2 separate regions of the Homo sapiens genome follow, and region 2 is linked to region 1. Evidence: read pairs that join two places in POLR2A ChIA-PET (ENCODE). Cell type or tissue: GM12878. All regions are shown on one strand. Links, peaks and the distances in the headings refer to the core of each region. The heading gives the core; the rest is flanking DNA.

What was found. ChIA-PET counts read pairs that join two places held together with the same protein. Peaks named below come from ENCODE experiments on the same cell type or tissue, not always from the same donor. Only the 100,000 strongest peaks of a DNase experiment are listed, where the experiment ranks them.
Region 2: POLR2A ChIA-PET joins it to region 1 with 5 read pairs; 1 of 35 experiments calls an interaction of 5 or more read pairs at or near these places.

What each region holds. Positions count from the first base shown.
Region 1 is chr2:148,106,694-148,114,623 of GRCh38, reverse strand. All of the region lies in intron 1 of MBD5 (methyl-CpG binding domain protein 5), which reads right to left. Among named protein-coding and RNA genes, the nearest start is that of MBD5, 90 kb to the right of the region's middle. In GM12878, for the core only: no CTCF peak of the experiment used is centred there; a DNase peak (open chromatin) is centred at 4,253.
Region 2 is chr2:147,625,298-147,633,227 of GRCh38, reverse strand. No RefSeq gene overlaps it. Among named protein-coding and RNA genes, the nearest start is that of ACVR2A, 220 kb to the left of the region's middle. In GM12878, for the core only: no CTCF peak of the experiment used is centred there; a DNase peak (open chromatin) is centred at 4,109; H3K27ac peaks cover 1,643 bases.

The sequences.
Region 1 (7,930 bases), core at 2,066-6,065:
TGTGGAATTCTCAGACAGTATTTAAACCAGCCACACCCCTTACTGGTTTTCTCTAACAATTAAATTAAACCATTTTGGTATAGAGTCCTTAAGAGAAAGTAGTTCAGCAATATGGATGAAAAATTTTAAAATTGGAATACTCTGGTTTTTTTTTGAGATGGACTCTCACTCTATTGCCCAGGCTGGAGTGCAATGGTGCAATCTCAGCTCACTGCAACCTCTGCCTCCCAGGATCAAGTGATTCTCCTGCCTCAGCCTCCCGAGAAGCGGAGATTACAGGCGCACACCACCACACCTGGCTAATTTCTGTATTTTTAGTAGAGACGGACTTTCACCACGTTGGCCAGGCTGGTCTCCAACTCCTGACCTTGTGATCCCGCCTGCCTTGGCCTCCCAAAAGTGCTGGGATTACAGGTGTGAGCCACCATGCCTGGCCATGGGAATACTCTTTACCTAGCAACTGTATTTTTTATTCAAAAGAAATTGTGTCCAAAGATTTATTTCATCAATGTAATCAGAGCACTAGTATATAAAATATTTGAACCAATAATGGGAAGCTGTTTAAATAATCATGGAAAAACTACACAATATTATACAGCCAAATATACAATATTATACAGCCAATAACAGTGCAAAAGAAAATTAAATGACCTAGAAAGATGTTCACAATATACTGTTGATGAAAAGAATCAGGTAACAATATAACATAAACTAATTAAAAAAATAAAAATCCCTCAAAAATCTGGAAGAATGAGGGCTAAAATGATTATCTCTGCATGTGATTTTTATTTCCTCTTTTTCTTCTATGTTTTCTAAAAAAGATATTACTTTGTAACAGAAAATTAGTTTAAAAATATAAAAGAATCAAACTTGTGTGTTATGTTAACCACTTAGTAGACATAATTCAGATTATTTACAAAGAGGAAAAAAAATGGAGTTGAAAGGCAAAGTGATGGGCACATCATTTTCCAGTTTCAGCATTCTGTCCTACTGATTAACTTTTCCTAACAACTGCTTTCATACTGAAAATTAGCTGTTTATAACAGACTAAGGTATATTGAGACTACTCACATTCCTCTGGAACAGAAGAAGCAATGAAATCATTTCTCTACACATGTTATTTTAAGCTCCTCTATCTTCTAGTCCTCCAACAAAACTGGGGATGTCAACAACATTTTAGTGAGCAAGATTGGAATCTGTTAACAGTAAATGCCAAAAATATCAATAGTATAAGTTAGAGAGTAAGTACTGTTAAAAAAAAAGTTTTTGACAAGGTAATATTCCCAGGAGATGAAACACAATGCACCTAATGTTACACAAAAGTTTAACTTTATGAACAAAAAGGAAGCATTGATCACTAGATCATAGAATGAATTATTACAAAGGGTAAGAAGAAACTGCAGGTCATACCACCTATTTATAACCCCAACTGCACCTCAAGTATTAGGAGTTTGTGTGATAAAAGCAGCAAGCTTTTAGCCATAGCTTGTCAGTGAATAGCTGTAGAAGCCACATAATAATGAGGGGCATGGCTGACTCACTGTACGCTAAAGTAGAAGTAATACTGGTGATTGCTATCTGTGTAACTGGTCTAATGAGATATTTATTTATTCATTGATTTATTTATTTAAGAGACAGGGTCTTACTTTGTTGCCCAAGTTGGTCTCGAACTCAAACTCAAACCCCTGGCTTCACGCAATCCTCCTTCTTCAGCTTTTCAAAGTACTGGGATTACGGGCATGAGCCACCATGCCTGGCCAATGAGATTTTTAGATGATCAAACAGGTGCCTGAGTTTTAGAAGTAGTAAGTGCCAGAACAGGACTCCTGGGATTTCTGAGTCCAGATTGAATTTTTTTTTTTCCAATTTCAGCACCATAGTAGACCAAATGAGATGGACAAGCCATTAACAGAATATGGTGGGAATTAGATTTAAATAAAATGTAAGTATAATTGGGTAACAAATGAAATAATGATTCAACAATAAGCATTTAAAACTAAATTTGTTGGGAGAAGAAATAGCACCTAAGACTATTTGTATTAAGTACTGTAAACCATGAACTGCAAAGAGGCTCATGTGATAATTCCTCATGCTTATGTTACTTTGCAAAGTGTTAAAAATTCATAAAGACGTTCGTTTTGCACCAAGTATAAAGTATTTGGTACAAAGGTTTGTTAGGCCATTTTAGGAAAACATTTCAAGAAACCTTATAAATGGTATAATTTTATAGAGAAGAACAGAACATTTTAGTTTAGGATATTTATGACAGAGCAGAACTACTAATAAAATGTACATATGCTGAGGAGATTCCTTGGGAAATAGGATATTAGTAAATACCCTAAATGTTCTCAAAAATGCATGTGTGCGTACACAAACACATATTCACATAATTTCTTATATAGGCTAGGAGAACTATAAATTCTTTGAAAAATTTCAAACCTAAGAAAAGTTCCAATAACAGTATTCCCACAGAACATTTACTTTTCATCTCGTTTAAGCAATTTCTAGGCTCTAGTCACATTTGCCTTCCCTTATTTCTGGGTATGTGTTTGTGTATATGTACAGTTGTTGCTCCTTTTCCATGGTTTCAGTTTCCTGCAGTCAACTGCAGCCCAAAAATAGGTGAGTATGGTTCAATAAAATATTTTGAGAGAGATAGACCACATTCATATAACTTTTATAACAGCATATTGTTATAATTGTTCTATTTTACTGTTAATTATTTGTGTTAATCTGTGTCTCTAATTTATAAATTAAACTTATAGGTATGTACATATAGAAAAAAACATAGTATATATAGGGTTTGGAACTATCAGTGGTTTCAGGCATCCACTGGGACCTTGGAACTTACCCCCACAGACAAAGTGGGACCTCTGTGTATCTGTATATATACTATAATTTTTGCTGAACCATTTGATAATTAGTTGCACACACTGTGAAAATATATACTTCAGTAGATATCTCCTAAGAACAATGATATTCTCACATATAATAGTGATAATATAATGATAAATTCAGGACATTTAACATTTATGTTTAATGTGATATAATCTATAATCTATATTTGCATTTTTCCATTTGCCTGCAAAGTGTCCTAGACAACCTTTTGTTGTTTTTGCTTTTTTTTCCTTTCAATTTAGGATAATTCACTCTCATTCTCCTTTCACCTACAGCAATTCTACAATCTTGTTTGGTTTTTCACATCACTAACATTTTGGAAGAGTGCAGGTCAGTAGTTTTGCAGACTGTTCCTCAGTTTGAATGTGTCTGGTAAATTCCCCGTGGTTAGACTTAGGCTAAACATTATTGGCAGAAACAAAAGTGGCATCTTTTCCTTCTGGAGTTTACCACAGTTGAAGGCACAGGATATCAGGCTGTGCTTTATTGGTGCTGTGAAATTTAGTCTTCTGGCTAAGACAATATCTGCCAGATTTCTCTATTTTAAAGGTACCTTTTCCTTTTTAATTAGTAAGTATATTCCAGAGGGAATCCCCTTTAAACTAGCTTCTGTGTCCTTTGGACATGTCTCCTCAGTTTTTGAGCATGTCCTTACATTAAAAAATAATGAACTAATTGAAAACAGAAGCCAAAATATCCCCCGATTAAATTTGGAGAACAGAAGAAACTTCAAAAAAATTTTAAAATAAAAACCTCATAGAAATAAGAAACTGTTGTATCCAGGAAACAAGAATCAGAAGCTATAGAAATGAAACTCAGAGAACAAGAAAGATTCATGAGAAATGATAAAAATAGCATAAATTTATAAAAAGAGGGTTAGAAGACAAAGCTAAAGAAGTCTCTTACAGGGTAGAACTAAAACAATAGAGAAATCAACCATAGGAAAAAAAAGAAAAAGGTAAGACAATTAGAGGACCAGCCTGAGAGGACCAGCATCCAAATAAGATGAGAGCTAAAAAACGATCCTGCAGCAACAACACCACAAACAAAATGAGAAGACAAGAAAGTATATTAAAAAAAAACAAACAGGAACAATTCCCAAATGGAAGAAGTTTACTTAATTTCCAGGCCAAAGGATGAAAATAGAAAAAAGAAGGTGTATCATTAAGAAAGAATACAACACTAAGGAAAAAGATCTTAAAAGCTTCTAGAGATTCAACAGGGGAGCTCTGATGCACAAGATGAGAATCTGAAAGGTATCAGTCTTAATAACAATACTCTAAAGGAAAAGACAAGTCTTAAACATTTGGAAATACAGATAAGAACCTGAAAAGAGAATTAATGCAAACTAACTTTCATTCCTGACCACATTTCCTGTCAACAATCACAAAACAGTTTTAGAAATACTACCAGAAAAGATTTAGACAAATCAAGAAACAATAAGACAAACCTAGACTGAATTCTGGCTCAACGTCTCACTAGCTCTAATCAATCACTTGCATCTTTGAATCTCAGTGTCACCATTTTTAATAAGAGGCTAATAATATCTAACTCATAGAATTATTCCAAGAATTAAATGTGATAACTTTTGTGGAGCAACAAAAAGGCACTTAGTAAATTGTAACTGTTACTATTATCTTCAGAATTATTTTAATTGATATGCTATTCATAGTAAATGACAACAAAGTAAATATTTACACCAATGGTGAAAATATATTAACTTTAGTACTTTAAGAAATAGAATATGATGTGGTCATCGGGGGATAATTCCAAAACCATGAAGAAACATGGAAAAGTACTTAGAACATGCCAAGAAAGTGGCAGATTATAAAATATAGATACAAAATAATTTTAACCATATAACTTATTGAGGAATTTATTAAATGGTATGTTATCTATTTTTAATAATGTTCAGATCATTGTAGAAAATACAAATAAGCAAAATGAGAATGTTTTGAAAATCATCCCAAGCCACTTTCCCAAGAGGTGTTACTTGTAACCATTTAAACAAAAACCTACAGCTTTATTGAGTTATAACTGATATACACAAAACTGCATATTTTAAATGTACACAATTTGATGAGCTTGGATACTTTTAACTCTTTAATTATGGTTATATATAATCGTGGCTTTTAAAAAATTTTTGATCATTTGTATATTTTCATTTGCAATCATCTCTTTTTCTAGTAGACAAATTATCATGCACTTTCTTCCATGGCATACCTATCCTTCAAAGACATCTTTTAAAATTGCTATATATCATGGCTATTTAATAGTCAAATCAACCCATTCTCTTATGATGAAATAATTATGTTTCCAAAATTCTAATTTTCTATAAAGTGATGCAATGACCATATTGTTGCTAAAGCTTTGCACATTATCTATTTTTATAAATTCTTAGATTTGAAATCTATGTCACAAATATAATTTTTTTTCTCTTTGAGACAGAGTCTCACTCTGTTGCCCAGGCTAGGGTACAGCGGTGCAAACATGGCTCACGGCAGCCTCCACCTCCTGGCCTCAAGTGATCCTCCCACCTCAGCCTCCCAAAGTGCTGAGATTATAGGCATGAGTCACCACACCTGGCCAAATATAAGTATGTTAACAATTTGGACATACATTGCCAAACTGCTTTGCATAGGAGCTATTGCAATTAGCATTCTTGTTAGTAAAAGATACGAAGGCATTTGAATTCTTGAATGTTCAATAATGGGTTTCAAATTCTGTTTCCCTCCCTCCATCCCTTCCATCCTTTTTTCCCTAATTTGATAAGAAAATGGTATTGTTTTGGTATTACCAGTGACTTTGCAAATGTAATGCCCATGCAACATTTCTTCTTTAGGAAGTGTCTACATATGTTCTTTGTCCAGCTATTTTTTGAAGCACATGTTCATAATCGGTTGGGATTTTAGCCTTACTTTTGGCATTTACAAGCTGTATGATAGACTTCTATGTCCTGTAACATGAGTACCACTTAAAACAATTAAAATACCAGATAGAGTAAAACAAACAAACAAACAAAAACTCTTAAATGTACCCAGGAGCTAGCAAAAAAAGAAATGCTGAGGACAAGATTAAGTTAAGACTGGTACTGAAAGTGGTACGGCAAGCACTTAAATCGTTTTTCACCTTGAGAATATTTGCTGAATCAGCTGAACTTGAGCGTTAGCTTTTTTTTTTTTTTCTTTTTTTCTTGCTTCAGAAGGTGGGACAACCCAATAGCCGACCATCCATAATGCTGGGACCACAAAAGGCTACTTAGTGTAAGCATAAACTAGACACACCACATTGATCATAATAACAGTAGCAAACATTTATAGAGCTTACCGCATTTTCAGTGTGTCAAAGATATCAACTCGTTTAATCTTCACAAAAATTATAAAAAAGGTACCATTATAATCCTCACCTTAGAGGTCAAGACAGTGAAGCACAGAAAGGTTAAATAATTTGCTCATGGTAAATTAGTATTAATTAGTATTAGATTAGTATTAATTTGTATTAGATCCAAAATGCAAATTCTGATACTCTGTGTCTAGAGACTATGCTTTTAAAGCACTATGACACAGTACTCACTTTCCCACCCACCCCCAACCCTTTTCCCTAAGGAAATGCAAGGAAAATTGGCTGTACAGAAGTTTGGAACTCGGGGGAGAGGAAATATAAATCTTCTCTGAGAATTTGTAACCACAAGAGAGCCTTCATTGAAGTCTGTAGTTTGAATCCTCACTACTCATTTGATCCACAAAACCTCAAGCTAACAATTTAAAGTGATCCTACATTAATAGTATTGTACTAATACTGTTCTCAGGCATCTAACAGAAACAGAAACATTCTCTTCACATGTAAAGTTAAAAAAATGAGTAGTTCATGATATAAAAAATCATTTAAATTCATTTAAAAATAAGACATTATATGTAAAACATACAAACAAAAATATGTGACAGAATCAATCCTAAGAAGATGGAGGTATTAGAATTACTACACACTATACATACAATATAACTGTTTCATATATTTCAAGAAATAATGCAAAAATAACCATGAACTCAAAAAAAAATTTCTAAAAATGCAAAGCATGATAATTAAAGCAAAAAAGTCAATGAATAAGTTAAACAGCAACTTCAATATAGCTGAAAAGAGAATTAGAAAACTGGAAAGGAGAAATAAAAAATTATACCAAATATAGTCTCGAGAGGAAGAGGCATGAAAAATAACATGACAAGATGTAAAATATATCTAAGTTGGATTGCTAGCAAAGAGAGAAGGTAGAGGCTATACTGGGAGAAATAATTTTCATATCTGATAAAAAAAAACTCAATTCAAACAGTCAAGAAACCCAATGAATCCCAACTGGGATAAATAAAAAAGAATACACACTGTACACACCATAGTGAAACTGCAGAAAATCAAGGAAAAGTAAAAGATCTCAAAGGGAAACATTCAAAGGACTGAAAGACTAATGAGTTTTCAAAAGAAATAGTAGAAGCCCGAAGACACTAAAATAATATCTTCAACACACTAAAAGAAGTTCATTCACAGCCTAAAATTCTATGCCCCCTCAAAATAACTTCTAAGAATCACAGTGAAATAAGGTCATTTGGAGATAAATAAGGATTGAGAGGTTTTACTACTCTAATATCCTCACAGGATATTATTGGATGAATACCACTTAAAACAACTAAAATACCAGATAGAGTAAGTAGGATAAGTTGATATCCTTCCAGGCAAAAGGACAATAATAACAGATAGAAGATCTGTAATGCCAAAGGAATGACAAGAAAAAATATGATAAATATGTGAGTAAACCTAAGGAATATAAATGTTATAAAACAATAATTATTTATTACATTGTTAAAATGACAAAATTAAATGAATAAAACAGAAATCTATAAATTGGAAAAATGTAATAAAAATATTCTGCATTAAGGCCTTTGTTTTGTTTGGTTAGATAGTAAAAGTATGCACATAAATTGAAAAGTACACATGATACCATTTCTTGAGTAACCACCTACAAATAGACTGCATGAATTCC
Region 2 (7,930 bases), core at 2,468-6,467, 480 kb after region 1:
TCATGTTTTATAGTGATAGGAATAATTCAAGGGAGAGAGGAAGAGAGGGAGGGAGGAAGAAGGAGGAGGAGTAAAAGAAGAAGAGGAAGAAGAAGAAGGGGAAGACTAAATACAAAGTACCCGAGAGCCATGGAATTATGAACACCAGTAGAAAAGAAGGCACTGGGTTTGACTTCGATGGGTGATTAGGATTTGTGAAGACAGAAATCAATGTGAATCTCATTAACAAAGGTGCGTATGTGATAGTTAAGATGGAATCTTGGCGCAAAAAATTAGTAGGATGGATTGGTTGAAGCCATGATTTTATCAGAGAAATCATAAAACTAAAACTTGGATATACCTGATACAATTGGAGAGTTGGAAGGGAAGTTTGCTCAGTGCGGGAGTCTATTCTACCACTGACTCAACAGGTGTCCATCTGGCCTCTGTCTGAAGGTCAGGGCAGATTGCAGAGACCCTAATACCTGAGTCAGCTTTGGGAATTCATTATTTAGGCCACAAAAATCAGGGTGGATTTTAGAGTTTGAAGGGATTTGACCAAAGCAATATTTTAAGCAGCTTCACAAGGAGGAAAGATTTAGGACGAGAGCAACATCATCATCATCACCTGGGAACTTTTCAGAAATGCAAATTTTGGGGCCACATCTCAGACCTCCTGAATTGGATGCACTAGGAGTGGGCCTCAGAAATCTGTTTGAACAAGCCCTCTAGGTGATTCTCATGCATGCTAAATTTGAGAACCATCAGCTGCTAGATAGCAAACATATGGCGAAAGGAAGCCAGATGCCAGAGGGTGAAGGAGTGAATAGGAAGTAAGAAGTGAAGGCAGCTGGAGTGATCACTTTCCCCAGTTAGCTCTGACCTCATTTCCTGGGGTTGTGGTTGGAGAGTGCTCCTTTAGGACCTCTGGATTCTGCTTATTTGGTAGTATCTTGACTTCTGTTTGCCTATACCTCATTTTGTTAATGCATTTTTTCAGTGCTATTGTATTTGTGGTGGTATGAACTCTTTAATTAGAAAGAAAATTTTATTGGTAGAAGAAATGACTTCATTTTTTAAAAGCATTCTTATATACCCAACATGGTGATCGGCATGCCATAGTTTCTTTAAATAAAGACTAATTCACATACTAATGCACCTAGAAACTACAATGTCCCAGCATAATTCTGCCATGGCTATTTAGGAGAAAAATGAAAAAAGAAGAGCCTGAAGCAATAAGGGCCTAAAAGGAAGAGAACTGGATGTGGGAAGATTTAGTGGTCCTAAGAATCTTTGGGAAAAGTTGAGAAGTAGGACTGACAAGAGAGGACTGATGAGAGGTGACTGGTAATTTGGCACAGGTTAGCAAATTAACAGTGCTAGTTCAAGGAGAGGAATCTAAGAAGGCTTTCCCCTTCAACTATTTAGTCTTCACTGCAGAAGAGAACAAACACATTTAATATGAATGTTTTCTATCCCTGCCACTGCTTATCAGCAAGACTTTCCCTTGCTCCAATGTCAACATAGTCAGGCTACTTTTTGACTTGGTTGGCCAGCCATTGATCCATTCAAACCCAAGCTGTTGGCCTCAACCTTTCCTCCTTGGCATCAATTTGATTTATCTCCTAACTTCTGGGTTCCAGGCTCTAGCTGTGAAGTTTCCCACTTCCTTTAGAGTTCAAGACACCTGATTTCCTCTTTTTTTGTAAGGCTATGATTGTTGATCACTTAGGCTGAATGTCTGTATGTGTGCTGGTGGCAGTGGGGAGTGTGTGGCTGAAAGGAAGTAAACAGATCCTGACGGTGCATCAGTTGTTTTCCTCCTTCCATTGTGGTTAGGTGTGTCTCCTGCAGTCCAAGAGGTCAGTCAGGGAAGGAATCACTACATTTCCTAGTCCTTAAATAACTTCTGCCTGAAAGAATTTTTGATTGATGAATTTTATGAGAAAAAAATCTTCAGAAAATGCTTTTGGCAATCTTCAATAGGACAGATGGAAATGTGCCTGGCAGGGTCTGATGTTCTAGGATGAAGTTTCCATCATCTTTTGTCTAGTCACAGAAGGTACTTTGGAGTAAGGAAAGTAAAGCTGAGTTTGATGTGGGCTCATTTGGCTAGGATATGCTAGTCGGACATGCAATTTTTTGGCATGGGTGTCTAAAGTTTTCTGTAGTAAATAGGGATCTTAGTGAACATTTGATAAAGAAAACATAAAACCTCAACAATTGCAGTCATAAAAAGAAAACATTAAAATAGAAATCTAAAATCCATGTGTCTGTAAGAATCTGTACATGTAGACAAAAACGTGTTTATGGGTCAGAGCAGAACCAGAGCCACGACGTAAGGAAAGATCTAGGTTAGATCAACTAAGCAATGAATGCTCCTGGCAGGTTTACTGAGCTTCCGGCTGAGCAAAGGTATTCTGCAGTTTGTATTTTTGATGTGTGTTGTTAACTAATTAAACGCATGCAGCCTTCCTGTGAAGTGAGTCAGTGTTCCTCATTTCACATATGAGGAAACAAGGGCAGAAAGGATAAATGACTTGCCATTTTGCCAGCCAGAAGCATCACCCAGACATATTGCTAGCATTTCCAGTGAGGTTTCAAAGAATGACTTTATATTTCAAATTTAGTTTGGGTTCATGCAAGGCCGCTGAGGTGAAATTTTCAGGTCTCTAAAGCCACTCACTTGGTCCTGCCTGAGAGGTAGATAATGGTCAGTGAGGGTCTACTTGGAAGGTGTGGGGGTTTTAAGTGCTTTTCATGGTGACTTAAATGAGCACTTGTCTTGCTTTCTTACTGTAAACTTTCCACCCCGAGTGCCATTTATGTACTACACAGAACAAAGAGCAAGCTTGCTGGAAAACTAATTAATTCAATAATTGGTGGCAAAGAAACTTGAAAGCTGGCCAGACCAGCAACCTGGTGTGATTTGTAGCAACAGAATAGAAAAATACCTGAGGAATGAGTTCCATGTTTATTTTTTGGGTACTATAATCATTGACAATAAGAGAAGGGGCCATTGAGAACAAACATTATGAATTCAATTTTTCTCATGTGTGGTGGGAGCTTTCTGTGTGGAGTGACCCCCGCATAAGACAGAGCACTCGGAAGTGTGTTGCTAGTAGAGTAGGAAGTAAGCAGAGTGTTATGGGAGAGAAAGACTGCATCAATCCGCAGATATTAGTGAAGAGGGTGTGATTTCTTAAGCAAACGGTGCAGAGAGAGCGCAGAAACCAGAGTCTGCAGATGGTGTGATAGTTAATTTTATGGGTCAACTTTACTGGACCATGGGGTGCCCTGATATTTGGTCAAACATTATTTCTGGGTGTATCTGTTGGGGTGCTTTGGATGAGATCCACATTTGAATCCATAGATTGAGCAAAGCAGATTTTCCTCCCTTATATGGGTGGGCCTCATCCAATCACATGAAGGCCCGAATAGAACAAAAAGGCTAAACCTCCCTTGAGTAAGGGGGGATGCCTCCCACCTCACTGCCTGAGCTGGAACATTGGTCTTTTCCCGCCTTCAGACTCAAACATTGGTTCTTCTTGGTTCTTCAGCTTGCAAGCTTTCTGACTGGAACTTATGCCATTGGCTACCCTGGTTCTCTAGTTTGCTGATTGCCAACTGCAAATCTTGGGGCATTTTAGCCTCTATAATCATATAAGTCAATTCGTTTTAAATCTCTCTCTCTCTTTTTCTATATGTATACACATATATATTCTATTTTATACACACATACATATGCATATATATAGTCTATTGGTTCTGTTTCTCTGGAGAACTCTCATTAATACAGTTGAAAATGGGGTTTTAGGACACATCCAAGATTTTGAAGGATAAGATTTTACCTGTGGGTGGTGGTTGTCAGTGGCAGGAAAAGAGGGCAATGAAAATCCAGTATTAGGTGAGAGAGACATACCAGGAAGATGGGAAAATGTAGACTTGTGGGCAGTGAAAGATTCCAGCTGTGTGCTCCATTCCACAGTCTGTAAGTGTAGAGATTATCACTACTGCATTTTGCCAATGGGAAAGGGAACTAATTAATTAGAGGAAAGGAGGATCTTACAGTATTGGGAAATTTTAAATTTCAATGGAGAAGTTGTCAGAATGTTTCAGAATGAGTCAGAAGGAGCTAAATATTTAGGGGTGCATGGTTTGTGAGCATATGATTCATAGGGGGAATTTTACGTGCTAAAAATATCATTGAGTAAGTGGGTTTTTCTGGTGGTTTTTTTTGGAGTTCAAATTTCCCTTATTAGCAACAAAGCTCTAATATGAAGTGATTATATACTTAGAAAACTATCTTTTAAAGATGAAACTCAAATAATTTTGTAGATGAATTTTAATATGGTAATTTCTTATAATGACCTTTCTTAAATGTACCTTGAGAACAAATATCAGCAGGTGTTGAATGGCTGGATGAAGAGCCTTGTGTCAAGTTCTGAGTAGAGGTTCAGAAAGGAATAAGCAAAGATAGAATCTTTATAATCAAAAGTCCAACTTTCAAGATGTATCAAAATACCTAAAGATTTCTATACCAATTATTCCTCTAAACTCTTTCTAGGGATCGAGCTTACAGTAATAATCCAGAATATGGAAAAAGTCACTGTACAAAGACATTAAGATATTATTAATAAATGTAAAATATAAAAAATTTTGAAAAATAAGAAGCAAGCATTATTCCCATGTCTTGAATAATGTTGAAATAAATTATAGCACACCCACTTAACAGAGTATGCTATTTATATACTATTATGCACCAATAAAATGTTGGCTATGAAGACTATATAATAAATATGGGAAAAGTGTATATATTTGTGTTAAATGGAAAGATTAAGATAATAGCATTTAATAATAAACTAACATTTATTTAGTACCTATTAGCTAATATCTCAATTTTACATTCTTTACATGTTTTAACTCATTTAATTATCACAATCGTACATGGTACGTATTATTATTACTCCCATTTTGCAAATGAAGGAACTGAGACAGAGGTTAAGTAATTTTCCAAGGTTACACAGCTGGAAGTAGAGCCCAGGATTGGAATGCAGGCCATCTGGCCCAGAGATGGGATATAAAATTATGTTTATTGTATGATTAAAACTATCTATTAGGATAAGGTGGAGAGAGAATGTATTGACTTTAAAAGGTGAAAACACTTTTTATATACAACCATATTTCTACAAAGCTGTTATCTTCTATGATGCTCTACTTACCCAGCCACTGAAATAAACATGATCTTGTCAGTCCTGAAAGTACTGAATGGATTGTGTGACTCCTTGGAGGAACATGGGCAGTTGTTTTCTTGGCATTTTAAGAGTGATCTGCAGTGGTCTTAAGTATAATTTACCATTTGTCTTCTCCCTTGTGAATCTGGTTGCACACAATTGGAAACCAGAGGAGGTGCCTGATATTGGCATGGATACACCCAAATAAAACTTTGCAAGTTGATACTACCCTTTGAGGACATTGTGGAGCCTACACTTCAGACTCACACAAGACCATTTTATAAGAATATTATATGACATTTAGTTGTTATTTACAGTTCAGAAGTCATTTTCATCATCATCTTACAAAAAGATTGCCTTTATTTTGCAGATGAAGAATTAAGGTTCTTCTAGGCAAACCTTGAACGCAGCAAAACAATGAAAAAAAGCAAGAAGAAAAAAAGAATTAAGGTTCAAAGATCACTTAAATTGCAAAGCTCAAATTCAAACTCTACTATTCTGTTCTTTTAAACAAAGATGTGATCATACTATTTATATATCTCTCTCTCTTCTTCCCTGCAGTTTGCTTTTCTCAATACTATATCATGGACATCTCTTGAAGTTAATATGTAAATCTGACTTCTTTTTTTTTTTTTTTTTTTTGAGATAGAGTCTCACTCTATTGCCCAGGTTGGAGTGCCGTGGTGTGATCTTGGCTCACTGCAACCTTCACTTCCCTGGTTCAAGTGATTCTTTTGCCTCAGCCTCCCAAGTAGCTGGGATTACAGGCACGCCACCATGCCTGGCTAATTTTTGTATTTTTAGTAGAGATGGGGTTTTGCCATGTTGGCCAGGCTGGTCTCAAATTCCTGACTTCAGGTGATCTGCCTGTCTCAGCCTCCCAAAGTGCTGGGATTACAGGTGTGAGCCACTGAGCCTGGCCAGACTCTTTCTTTTGATAGTTGCATGATAAGCTGCACCATATGGATCCATTGCTATCTATTCAAACTTTCCACCCTTTGTAGACAGGTAGGTTGTTTCAAGTTTTTGCCATTACAAACACAACTGCAATAAACTTCCTTATTATATATGTATTTATGTACTGATACTTCAATTTTTACAGGATTGATTCCCAGAAGTAAAATTGCTGAGTCAAATTTTAATATGACTTTTAAAATTTTATAAAACTTTAAAATGCTTTTAAAATTTTAATATATATGTGAGCTTCCTTTCTAAAAGGCTGGATCAAAGGCATTTCCGCTGATGAGGTATGAAAGTGCTTGTTTGTCTGCATCCTCACCAGCACTGGAGGTTGTCACTTGTAAATTTATTCTAGTCTCCTATAGAATGATCCCTAGTATTCTGACTTTATTTCTAGACCTCTGTCTTTTCAATCAAGATATGATAAACAACAAACATTTTGGGCCCCCAAATTAAAAAAATAGTTCTCTTTAGGAGATTTTTCATAATCTATTAGGCTTGAACTCTCTTAAGAGTCTGCTTTTGGCCTCAGCCACTGCTTTGTATACACACAACATATCAATAAATAATAACCATTATGGTTGAACATTAAATTTGACAGTGTAGTAAGTTATGAACAAATCTCCTCATTAGCAGCACTATTATTTTGGTGTTTGCAGCAATCTAGTATTCACAGCTAAGTTGAGACAAGAGCCATTATGTATATAAGACATTTTTAGCTCATTTACTCTGAACCTGCTTTGCATACAAGAGCAGTGGGCCCTCATGACATGGTATAATGTCAGAATAGGATGCAAACTGAAGTGAAGAGGAATAGGACCTCTTTGACATGGGAGCGTATTAGTATGTACTTGGATGCTCATAACTTTAGAACCGAGTTAACAATTGTTTCGGACTAGATTCAGATTTTAATTTCCATCTGAGTGACCCACATATTTTTTTGTTGTTGAAATGGAAGGGCTACTGTTCTAATACATTTATGTATGTATTCTTGCCTTTGCCAATTAGTCAAGAGTTGGATTTGTGGCACTGTATTACTGTGCTTAATTCCTTTAAAAAATTCTTATCAATATTTTACAAGCTCAGGTTGGGAAGTTAATTCATTTGAGAAGTGGTTTGTGCATTTTATTTATTTATTTATTTATTTAGCTTGTGTAGCATCCATTTCCCTTTTTGTTCTGGTAATGACACCTTGATTTTACTTTTGGGAACCGGCCCTCAGTAAATGAGGTTTAGACGAGCCTTGCATGCAGCACCTCCCTCCAACCCTGATTCTGCTATATTATATTCCCTTGGCATATGGTTGGTTCAGGGATGGGCATATAACCTAGTCTAAGACAATGGTGCTCAATTCTTGCACATTTATCAGAATTATGGGCAAGAGACTATCCCTTTCTGCAGTAATTGCTAGCTCTGGGTTGAGTTAAGCATGAGCTATAAGGTCACCATAAAGATGGGGTACATCTGGGAATGAAGTCAACCTAGAAATTTGCAGAGCCAAGAGGTGGAGAGAAACCGAGTCCAGATGGTACCATTTGAACCCCTGGTTCAGGTTTCTCTGAACTTTTTATTCTGTGAGCCAATCATTTTTCTCCCTCTCCTTATTATTAACTCCATCCATGTTGAATTGAACATTTTTTACTTGCATCCAGATGATACCTTAAGTTTTAAATTGCTTTGATTTTTCTATTGTATTACTATTTGTATGATATTTTCAAGGGCTTGTTTCACTGAAGGACTCAAAGTTATTTTTAAGA